Linked DNA regions of Homo sapiens: region 2 is linked to region 1. A link is a contact called in ENCODE Hi-C or POLR2A ChIA-PET data. All regions are on one chromosome and are shown on one strand. The core of a region is the stretch at or near the end of the contact, and the rest is flanking DNA. Distances in the headings are between cores, read along the strand shown. Region 1 holds the start of NOS2 (nitric oxide synthase 2). Region 2 has its middle 57 kb from the start of NOS2.

Region 1 (5,302 bases), core at 1,842-4,341:
GGCTTTTCCAAGATCACATGGTAGGTCAGCAGTGAAGCTGTGCCTCGAACCTGGGACCTTTCAGGCTAAAGGAAACCAGAACATGCCACGCCCAGATATGCCGATATGGCATCCTGATTATCTCCAGCTGAAGGCATTTGAGAAAGAGCAGCTAGAGAGAGGGCTATCTGAACTGCCCTGTCCTGCCTGCAGCAAGCCATAAACATTCCTTGGAGAAAGATGCTTTCCCAGCATCAAGATGAGAAGATAACTTTTATCAGCTCAGAGATGGCACCAGAGCCATCTACAAATACAAACAAACCTTGCTATCCTACTCCTTAGCTCACTTCCACATGTTTACCTTCTCACAGCTTGCCACCCCTGGAAGCCTACAACTGCATTCGTCTTGTCACCTTTCTCTTCTTTCTTTCTTTCTCTCTTTCCTTTCCTTTCTTTTCCTTTCCTTTCCTTTCCTTTCCTTTCCTTTCCTTTCCTTTCCTTTCCTTTCCTTTCCTTTCCTCCTTTCCCTCTTTTTTTTCCTTTTTTTTCTGAGACAGGCTAGGGTGCAGTGGCGCGACCATAGCTCTCTGCAGCCTCTAACTCCCAGACTCAATTGATCCTCCCACCTGATCCTCCTGAGTAGCTAGGACTACAGTAGCTGGGCATGCCACCATACCCAGCTAATTTATTTTCAATTTTTCTGTAGAGATTGGATCTCACTATGTTGCCCAGGCTGGTCTCGAACTCCTGGCCTCAAGCAATCTGCCCACCTCAGCCTCCCAAATTGCTGGGATTCCAGGCATGAACCACCGTGCCCAGCCATCTTGTCACTTTCTAAAATGCATTGCTCTTCATGGCAGATGCTCCATAAGCCAGAGTTCTAAGCCGCAGCATTGAGTTACTTTCACTGAGGCTTCTCCTGCGTGGTGTGCATCACAGACATTAACAAACTTGCTTTTTTTTCTCTATTATTAATCTGTCTTTTGTTACAGTGTCTTTCCCAACAAATAACTTAAGATGATTGAGGAGAAATTATATTTCCTTCCCAGCTGGCTAATTCCAAATGTGTCCTCAAGCCTGGTGCTTGGACTCAAACCCTGCCACAGGTCAAGAATGCCACACCAAGCAGACGCTGTGTTAGAGGGGCACCTGAGGTGACATGTTTGACAGATCACATAACTGAATAACTGCATTTTCTGAAGGAAAATCAACGAAGTGCTTTGAGGCCAAGTAGATGGGATTCTTGAGGATTCCATGAATAGCAAATAGTAGTATCCCCCTCAGAGGCTCTTGGGTGGGGGCATTAAATGTGTTAATACATGTGTTTGCTGCAGGTATAGCCAGAATATGTGAAAGCAGCTACAGGGAATAGAGTGTAGCAAACTCCTAATCATCCCTCAAAACCCTGCCCTGGTGTCCTCTCCCTTGTAAACTTTCCTTGAACAAGGCAGAACCAGCTACATCAGCACCATACCATCCCTCCATCACTACAGATATCACTCTGTACTATAATTATCCATTTATTTTTCTAGGCCTTGCACTCCCTAAGGCCAGGATTCTGACTCTTTCCCTGAGTGCTGTTTACCTGAACTGAACCGGCATGAACCACCACGCCCGGCCATCTTGTCACTTTCTAAAATGCATTGCTCTTCGTGGCAGATGCTCCATAAGCCAGAGCTCTAAGCCGCAGCATTGAGCCGCAGCATTGAGCTGAAGCCTGAAGGGAAGATGGCTTTGATATGTTAAAACTCATTCCAGTTTACTCCTATTTTTCATTCATTCATCCACACATTCACTCAACAAAGATCCTTGAGCTCTGATATCCATGTCTTTTTTGTGGCTCTTAGTTTATCTTTGACAAAGTTAATATATTATGCTGAATTTAACTTGGGAAAGACAAGAAGGAAATGAGTGGACAGTGGTAGCAAAGTGTTGGGACGGTGAGATCAAGGGTGACTTTTTTTCCCTTTGCTTCTCAACTTCTCCCTAATGTAGTTGTTATTTTACTTTTATGATGGAAAAATGCATATGTATGGGAATACTGTATTTCAGGCATTATAAGGAATGAAATTATAGGCCGGGCATGGTGGCTAACCCTTGTAATCCTAGCACTTTGAGAGGCTGAAGTGGGCAGATCACTTGAGCTTCAGAGTTCGAGACCAGCATGGACAACATGGTGAAACCCAGTCTCTACCAAAAACACAAAAATATTAGCTGGGTGTGGTGGTGCATGCCTGTAGTCCCAGCTACTCAGGAGGCTGAGGTGGGAGGATCGCTTGAGCCTGGGAGGCAGAAGTTGCAATGAGCAGAGATCGTGCCACTCCGCTCCAGTCTTGGTGACAGAATGAGACTCCATCTCAAAAATAAATAAATAAATAAAATAAATGAAATGAAATTATAAGAAATTACCACTTTTTCATGTAAGAAGTGATCATTTCCATTATAAGGGAAGGAATTTAATCCTACCTGCCATTCCACCAAAGCTTACCTAGTGCTAAAGGATGAGGTGTTAGTAAGACCAACATCTCAGAGGCCTCTCTGTGCCAATAGCCTTCCTTCCTTTCCCTTCCAAAAACCTCAAGTGACTAGTTCAGAGGCCTGTCTGGAATAATGGCATCATCTAATATCACTGGCCTTCTGGAACCTGGGCATTTTCCAGTGTGTTCCATACTGTCAATATTCCCCCAGCTTCCTGGACTCCTGTCACAAGCTGGAAAAGTGAGAGGATGGACAGGGATTAACCAGAGAGCTCCCTGCTGAGGAAAAAATCTCCCAGATGCTGAAAGTGAGGCCATGTGGCTTGGCCAAATAAAACCTGGCTCCGTGGTGCCTCTATCTTAGCAGCCACCCTGCTGATGAACTGCCACCTTGGACTTGGGACCAGAAAGAGGTGGGTTGGGTGAAGAGGCACCACACAGAGTGATGTAACAGCAAGATCAGGTCACCCACAGGCCCTGGCAGTCACAGTCATAAATTAGCTAACTGTACACAAGCTGGGGACACTCCCTTTGGAAACCAAAAAAAAAAAAAAAAAAAAGAGACCTTTATGCAAAAACAACTCTCTGGATGGCATGGGGTGAGTATAAATACTTCTTGGCTGCCAGTGTGTTCATAACTTTGTAGCGAGTCGAAAACTGAGGCTCCGGCCGCAGAGAACTCAGCCTCATTCCTGCTTTAAAATCTCTCGGCCACCTTTGATGAGGGGACTGGGCAGTTCTAGACAGTCCCGAAGTTCTCAAGGCACAGGTCTCTTCCTGGTTTGACTGTCCTTACCCCGGGGAGGCAGTGCAGCCAGCTGCAAGGTGAGTTGCCTTCATTTCTGGGGAAGCGGCTGTTTTGAGAGGGTTTTGTTTCTTCCTCTTTGAGAAGGCTCAGAAAATTGTGGGAATTTTCTGCCTACAGAGAGAAGGTGTTGGAAAGTCTAGGTAAAAAAATGCCGACATGAGGTTTGGTCATTTGAACATGGCATCTTGGTCAGATTTCTTTTCTGCAAATATTAGCTGTGGTTGTTACATGACAAGGAAAAACTTTCTGAAAAGTTCAAAATGGGAGTTTGTATCTGCTAAGAATTTTTTTTAACAGAGATTATCTTATCAGTCCTTATAACATGTAACCTCCCCACAAATCCTGGTAAGATGGATATATTAAACCCATTTTATGGATGAATAAATGAGTTTCAGTTAAATAACTTGATCCAGGACACATAACTGGTAGAGCTAGGATTCCAGGATTTGAACCCAGGTCTATGGGGCTATAAGTTCTTTTCTTTCTTTCCCTCTTTCCTTCCTTTCCTTCCTGTCCTTTCCTCCCTTCCCCTCCCTTCCCTTCCCTTTCTTTCTTTTTTTTTTTTGGAAACAGCCTTGACTGCCCAGCCTCAAGCAATCCTTCTGCCTCAGCCTCCCGAGTAGCTGGGACTACAGGCACAAGACACCATGCCTGCCTGGCTAATTTTTCAATTTTTTGTAGTCAAGGTCTCCCTATGTTGCCCAGGCTGAACTCGAACTCTTGGACTCAAGCGATCCTCCTGCCTCGGTCTCCCGAAATGCTGGGATTACAGGCGTGAGCCACTGCACTTGGCCTAAAATTCTTACATGGACTATATTCACTACACTGTCTTCTAAAGACAGAGTTTTTGCCTCTTTGATCTTCCTCTTGTCTGTTTCAAAGGAGATGATCTCAGATTTCGAGGGATGAGTGCATTTTTCACAAATATTTCCTCCCCACATAATAAAAGAGGAGCAAGTAATAATGCTGAGTTAGAACAACAACTGCAAAATCTTTAAAAGAAAGGTAGCTACAGCTTGAGTGCTTTCCCCAGTAATAGACCTAAAACTACAGTTGATAATGAGAGCTGCTGGGAAGTGTCTTTCAGGGTCAGGCAAAGGCACCCCTGTTTCAACGACCTCCGGGCTCTTCCTCACCCTGCCTGTGGCCAGTGATGAAGCCTGGCTGGGTCTGGTGGGCCAGCAGGTCCCGCTAAGGAGGCTCATGGTGCATACAGTTTGTCCTTGTTAAGTGGCGATGGGGATGGGGGGGTTCATTGTTTTTCCTTAAGATTATTAGGTGGCTTTACAGAATTGAAGTCTGTGTCCGAAGGCTCCCCATTCCAACCCCGAAATAGAGACAGAGGTTGCAAAGCATTGATGAAGGGGCTCATGCTGGCGTTCATATCGATTCCCCAGTGAGCCAACCCCACTGAGAAGCCCTGTTCTGTAAACTCTTCTTCAACCTTCCCTCACCTCTGCTTCCCTTCTTCAGCCCCACAGTGAAGAACATCTGAGCTCAAATCCAGATAAGTGACATAAGTGACCTGCTTTGTAAAGCCATAGAGATGGCCTGTCCTTGGAAATTTCTGTTCAAGACCAAATTCCACCAGTATGCAATGAATGGGGAAAAAGACATCAACAACAATGTGGAGAAAGCCCCCTGTGCCACCTCCAGGTGAGTTTTCCCTGGGGGAACCTCCTGCTTGTCTCCTTGGGCACCCATGCCCTGTCGGCACCGATGACTCAGAATTCCTCTCTCTGCTCCTCCTCTCTCACCTGAGGTCTGATCTCCTCATTGCTTCTTGAAAGTCCCTGTTGGAATTCAATGCAGCCGCTGATTATTGGGCACCTCGCTGTGCCTGACGGTATGTGAAGAAGGAAGGGACATGGTGCGGGGCTGGCCCTGAAGAAGCTTGGAATCTTTGGGGAAGAATATGGGAAGGAGCTTGGCCTGAGAATGGGAGGCAGTAGAGCCTCGTGGTGGGCACCATGGCGGAGGGGTGGGGGTGGAGGGTCAGCATCCTGGCCTGCGTCCATTCCAATTCACCGCTTGCTAG
Region 2 (5,302 bases), core at 1,477-3,976, 57 kb after region 1:
TGAAGTCCGTCCTGGAGACCTCCTTGAATAGTCCCAGAAAAGGGGACAGCCTGCAGGGAGAAGGTGTGGGAACATCAGTCAGGTGGCCGGCCTCCCGTTTGCTCCCCTCCAGCGCTAGTCAGTGGCCAGCCTGGGTTTGACAGCGCCATGCAAGGGGATAGGGTGCGGCTGTGACCAGTACAGAGGGAGTCGCAGCCCCACGGGTCTTAGGGTCCTGTGTGGAGGCAAACACAAATCCAATTAGTTACTCAGACAGTCTAAGCTTGTGATAAAGAGAAGCCTGGCCCTGAGAGGACGCGACAGGGAGCTGAGCTTGTGTGAGAGTCTAAGAGGCAGTGGAGGCTGCAGCAGGAACGCACCAGGCAGAAGGCCTTCCTTCCAGGCAGGGAAGTAGCAGGCAGACACCCTGGGCTGCTAAGGAATTAGGTAGCAATGGGGGCTGCTGGACCTTATGTCAAGCTCCCAGCAAAGCGCCCAGGGCCCTGGCTGGGGACTCAGGATGTCCAAGGGACATAAGGGACCCATCAAGGGTCTGGAGGGTAAACCTTCGACTCACCCGAGAAAGTTAAGAAGAAGCCATCCCCCTCTCCCCACCACCACCATATAACAATGGCCACTGTGACCTTTGCCCTCCTGGCCACCTTCAGCAAAGTGTCTTCCCAGATGCCTTCTGTAGCCGTGGGGCAGCCCCCTCCTCTACTTCTGCGCCCGGGCTCCCCATTCCTTCCCTCAGGCCCTCAGCAGCCCAGAGCCCTAGCGTAGTTTCCCCACCCATCCCAGGCCCCACGGGCAACCACTTTGTCAAATTCTCTCTTCTGGTGCTCTTTAAAGGAGCAATGCGCCATGGTGAGGCATGCATCGTTTTAGAGTCAGGCCAACTCCAGGTCTGAATCCTAGCTCTGCTGCTCATATGACCTGAGTGACCTCGGGAAGCCTATTTCACCTCTCTGTGCCTCAGTTTTCTCATCCGTAAAATACAAAGGTGTTTCTCCTACTGCATATGATTGATGATTTTGTGAGAAACAGCCTGTGGTAAAAGAGACTGGCACATAGGAGATGCTTCACCACTGTCACCCACCCCCCACCTTCATCTCTCTGAGCAAAATTCACAAACTGGTACTTCCAATTTTCAAAGTTTATTCCCAAAATGCTTCATATCCAGTGTGGTTCTATAACCCTCATTAAAGCACAGTTCTATCTCCTGGCTGATTTTCACATTCTTCAAGTTTTTAATGTCTTCTCTAATATCTCCTTTAGGTCAATTTCCTACACAAATTAAATGCCTAAAGGAGCCAGGCAGGTGATGTGTATGGGTGAGATGGCCAGGTGGGGGAGTGGTGGGGACTGTGGCAAAGTAGACGTCACACCCCTCATCTGAAAAGTCAACATCTACTCAGTGCTAATCAGTGATTGCCATCTGGGCCCAGTATTGGCAGAGCTTCCAAATTTTTAAGAGAAGACAGAAGTCTGGATTTTTATTTTTCTGTAAAATTTTCTAATTTCTTAGAGGAAAATTTTTGTCAAAAAGGATTATGTTAAAGTTCCTGGCTGGGCACAGTGGCTCACATCTATAATTGCAGGACATTGGGAGGCCGAGGCAAAACAATCACTTGAGACCAGGAGTTTGAGGCCAGCCAGCCTGGGCAACATAGTGGGACCCCCATCTCTACAAAAAAATAAAAAAATTAGCCAGATGTGGCACACACCTTTAATCCCAGCTATTTGGGAGGCTGAGGTGGGAGGATCACTTGAGCCTGGGAGGTTGAGGCCACAATCACGCCACTGCACTCCAGCCTGGGCAACCAAGTGAGATCCTGTCTCAAATGAAATTCCCCAAATTCCCATATTATAGAGATACAAAATGAAATATTTGCAATGGAATGGTATCTCTGGATTTGCTTCCACATATTTGAGGGTGGGAAGGGAAGCAAGCGAGGGAGGGTATAGGATGAAGCAAGATAGGCCTGAATTGATCATTGTTGGAGCAGAGTGATGGGTGTGTGTTGTTGATGGTACAATTCTCTCTGCATGTTTGAATTTCCTATAATAACAAGTTAAACACTGTGCAGACCAAACAGAAAACACCCACCAGCCAAATTCAGCCTACTCGCCACTGCTTTCTGGTCTGTATTGTTGAGTTGTGTGACCACAAAGAACCCTGGGAAACCCATCCTAGCTCAGTGTACACACCTGGCATCGTGAAAGCCCCAGAAAATCTGGGATCTGATTCAGATAGACTCTGCTCCCCATGGATTTGAGGGGGGTGTCTTTTGTTGCCCCTCAGGTCAGGTCTGAACTCTGCCATTAAGTACTTTAGTGACCTCAAGCAAATCACAGCTTCTTTGTGTCTCTGACTTCTCTTTCTTGTCCCTGTCTACACCAGCGGTGTCGGGGAGGGAGAGTCAGCCTGATCCAGTTATGGACCAGCACGACCTAGGATTGGGAAGCCTGTTGTCCCTGAAACATGTCTGTGGAACATTTTTCCGCTTGCCTGTTTGTGGAGGCCTGTGATTCCCTCCAGAGCCTTTCATACTATCATGAGAGACAACACTGAAAATACACACCTTCCTGGAAAGCATGCGGCCTCCACTCAAGCGTATTCACAGCACAGCATCCAGAATTGAAGGCAGAGCGTGATGGACATGGGCTCGCAAGTACACACAAGGCTTAATTAAGGAAGCCAGGAGGGAGAAACAGGAAGTACAGATCATGGGGGTGGGACAGGACAGGCTAATCTCCAAGGCAACAAGTTCCCCAAAAAAGTTCTGTGAAGTGTCAAAATGTCTTAAATGGCACCCTCAAATTCTGAAAAACAAGATTATTTTATTTTAGTTTGAGATTGGTTCTCACTCTGTTGCCCAGGCTGCAGTGCAGTGAGGGGTGTGATCCTGGTTCATTGCAGCCACCACCTCCTGGGCTCAAGTGAGCCTCCCACGTCAGCCTCCCGAATAGCTGGGACCAAATAGGTACATGCCACCATGCCTCACTAATTTTTAAGTTTTTTGAAAAGACAGGTTCTTGATATGTTGCCAGAGCTGGTCATGAACACCTGGGCTGAAGTGATCCTTCTGTCTCAGCCTCCCAAAGGGCTAGGATTTCAGGTATGAACCACCATGCCTGGCCTGAAAAATGAGATTTTAAATAGAAAGTTATCCTACAAACAAGGTTATAGGATTATATAGGTTGCAGCATTATAATACAAAAGATTATAAAGCAAAGCATTGGAAAGAGCTTAAAAGTCTTCCAACAGGAAAAAAGTGAAATAAATTAGGGTATTTCCATATAATAGGTTCTGTGTAACCTTAAAAAGAAAAGAAAAAGAGGAAGATGGAACTGAGCACTGATATGGAATGATGCCACTTGTATAAAAAGTGGGTGGGGGGAGGCTATGGACTTGCATTTATTTATTTATAGATAAAATATCTCTGGAAGGATTTTCAAGAAACTTATAACACTGGTTATCAGTGGGCCACCCCCCAGAAACATCCACATTCAAATCCCCAGAAACTGTGAATACGTTGTAGAAGGGACTTTGTAGATGTGATTAAATCAATAATTTTGGCATGGGGAGATTGTCCTGGATTATACAGGTGGTCCCAATGTGATCACAAGGATCCTATAAAAGGGAGGCGGGAGAATGAGTCCTGCAGATGTGACAACAGAAGCAAGAAGAAGCTGGTTTTGGTTTTTTGTTTGTTTGTTTTGTGTTTTTTTTTTTTTTTTTTTGAGACAGGATCTCACTCTGTCACCCAAGCTGGAGTGCAGTGGTGTGATCTCAGCTCTCTGCAGCCTCCACTTCCCCAGGCTCACGTGATTCCCCCCACCTCAGCCTCCCAAGTAGCTGGGACTACAGGCATGCACCACTATGCTCGTCTAATTTTTTTCTATTTTTTTGTAGAGACACGGTCTCACTTTCTTGCCCAGACTGGTCTCCAACTCCTGGACTAAAGAGATCCTCCTGTCTTGGCTTCCCAAAGTGCTTGGATTACAGGCATGAGTCAATGTGCCTGGACAAAGCTGACAGTTTTAAAGATGGCAGGAGGGCCCATAAGCCAAGGCATGCATGTAGCTTCTAGAAGCTGCAAAAGGAAAGGAAACAGATTCTTTCCCCTGGAGCCTCCAGAAGGAAACAAACTTGCTGACACATTGACCTTTTAACATCTGACCTCCAGAATCATTAAGAGTATAAATTTGTTGTTTTAAGATTGGCCAGCCAAGGCTGCTGTGAAATTCAGATCTGTGTGTCCAGGAAACCCAGGAAAACAACTGGACTCACTTTTGCTCCGTAGGGTTCAGGAGGACGGATTTTTGCACTGGATTTATGGCCCCATGGGCTCCCCTCCCAGCTCCGTACACTAGCAATTCAGACATTGGCCAAGTTGCTTGACCTGCCTGTGCCCCACTTCCCTCCTCTGAACGGCAGGATGGTAACACTACGTGGCAGAGTTCTGGAGAGGACTGGGTGCGATGCCGTGTGCTGAGTCCCTGGCTCGTGTCAGCCTTGGCAGTGCAGCTCTTTGCATGGAATGAATCAATCCCTCTGCTGAGTCAGAACTTGCTCTCTGTTCTTGGTTGTGCCCAGAGACTGGGAACTTTCCCTCTTCTTCCTATTTGGAAGTCTAGAAAGCAGAGCTGAGCCCTGCGGACCAGAATGTGGGCAGCCTTGTTCTGGACTCAGCATCACCAGAGGACACCCAGGCTTGCCCCGACAGTGGGGAGCTCAGCCTGGCTGGCCAAGACTGCCTGCCAGCCAGAGCCAGTATGTGGCTCTTAGCCAAAGTGTCCCACTGCCTCAGAGGCTCCACGGTCCTGCTGGCCACCTTCCATGACACTTTGATTTTAGCCTTCTGACCTCCAACACTATAAGAACAAATGTGTTGTTTTAAGGTTGGCCAGCTAAGGCTGCTGTGGCATCTGGATCCATGTGTGTCCATGAGAGTGCACGACACTGCACTCCAGCCTGGGCAATAGAGCAAGACTCTGGCTAAAAAAAATTTAAAAATTAAAAAAAATAAGAAAAACTGCTTGGTGAGTTTTAATACAGTCAAATATCTACTTCTATTGGCTGGCTTTTCTACTTCTAAAAAATTACCCAAGAGAAAGGAAAACATATGTGCCTGTTTTTAACAGCTTTACTCATCATTGTCCCAGGCTGGAAACAGTGCAAATGTTCACCAAAGGAGAAGGGAGAATGAATTGTGGTTTTCATACAACTGAGTGGCCCTCAGCAATAAAAAGGAGCTAGGCCACAGGAAACATCAATGGGCCTCGCAACTGAGCAGAAGAAGCCAGATCCAAACAG

The links. Hi-C counts contacts between places; a loop is a spot of excess contacts on that map. ChIA-PET counts read pairs that join two places held with the same protein, here RNA polymerase II (POLR2A).
Region 2: a map of HAP-1 shows a loop between it and region 1 (2.3-fold over the local background). The contact joins the enhancer-like site here to the promoter of NOS2 in region 1. A Hi-C loop is called at or near these places in 3 of 168 maps with a recorded cell type or tissue (HAP-1, Right ventricle myocardium superior and ovary). POLR2A ChIA-PET finds 5 or more read pairs at or near these places in 1 of 52 experiments (activated CD4-positive, alpha-beta T cell).

The regions. Positions count from the first base shown.
Region 1 is chr17:27,798,318-27,803,619 of GRCh38, reverse strand. It overlaps NOS2 (nitric oxide synthase 2), which reads left to right and starts at 3,091. Exons shown (of 27, transcript NM_000625.4): 1 at 3,091-3,281; 2 at 4,738-4,920. The coding sequence starts at 4,811. RefSeq lists cis regulatory regions at 392-527, 2,554-2,576, an enhancer at 2,889-2,917 and promoters at 1-3,127, 2,886-3,178, 2,061-3,178, 1-3,258.
Region 2 is chr17:27,740,880-27,746,181 of GRCh38, reverse strand. It overlaps the pseudogene LGALS9DP. Among named protein-coding and RNA genes, the nearest start is that of NOS2, 57 kb to the left of the region's middle. RefSeq lists enhancers at 1-199, 200-743. Within about 2 kb of position 2,726, at least 2 of the 41 ENCODE cell types and tissues checked have a DNase peak (open chromatin) inside an H3K27ac peak, as active enhancers do.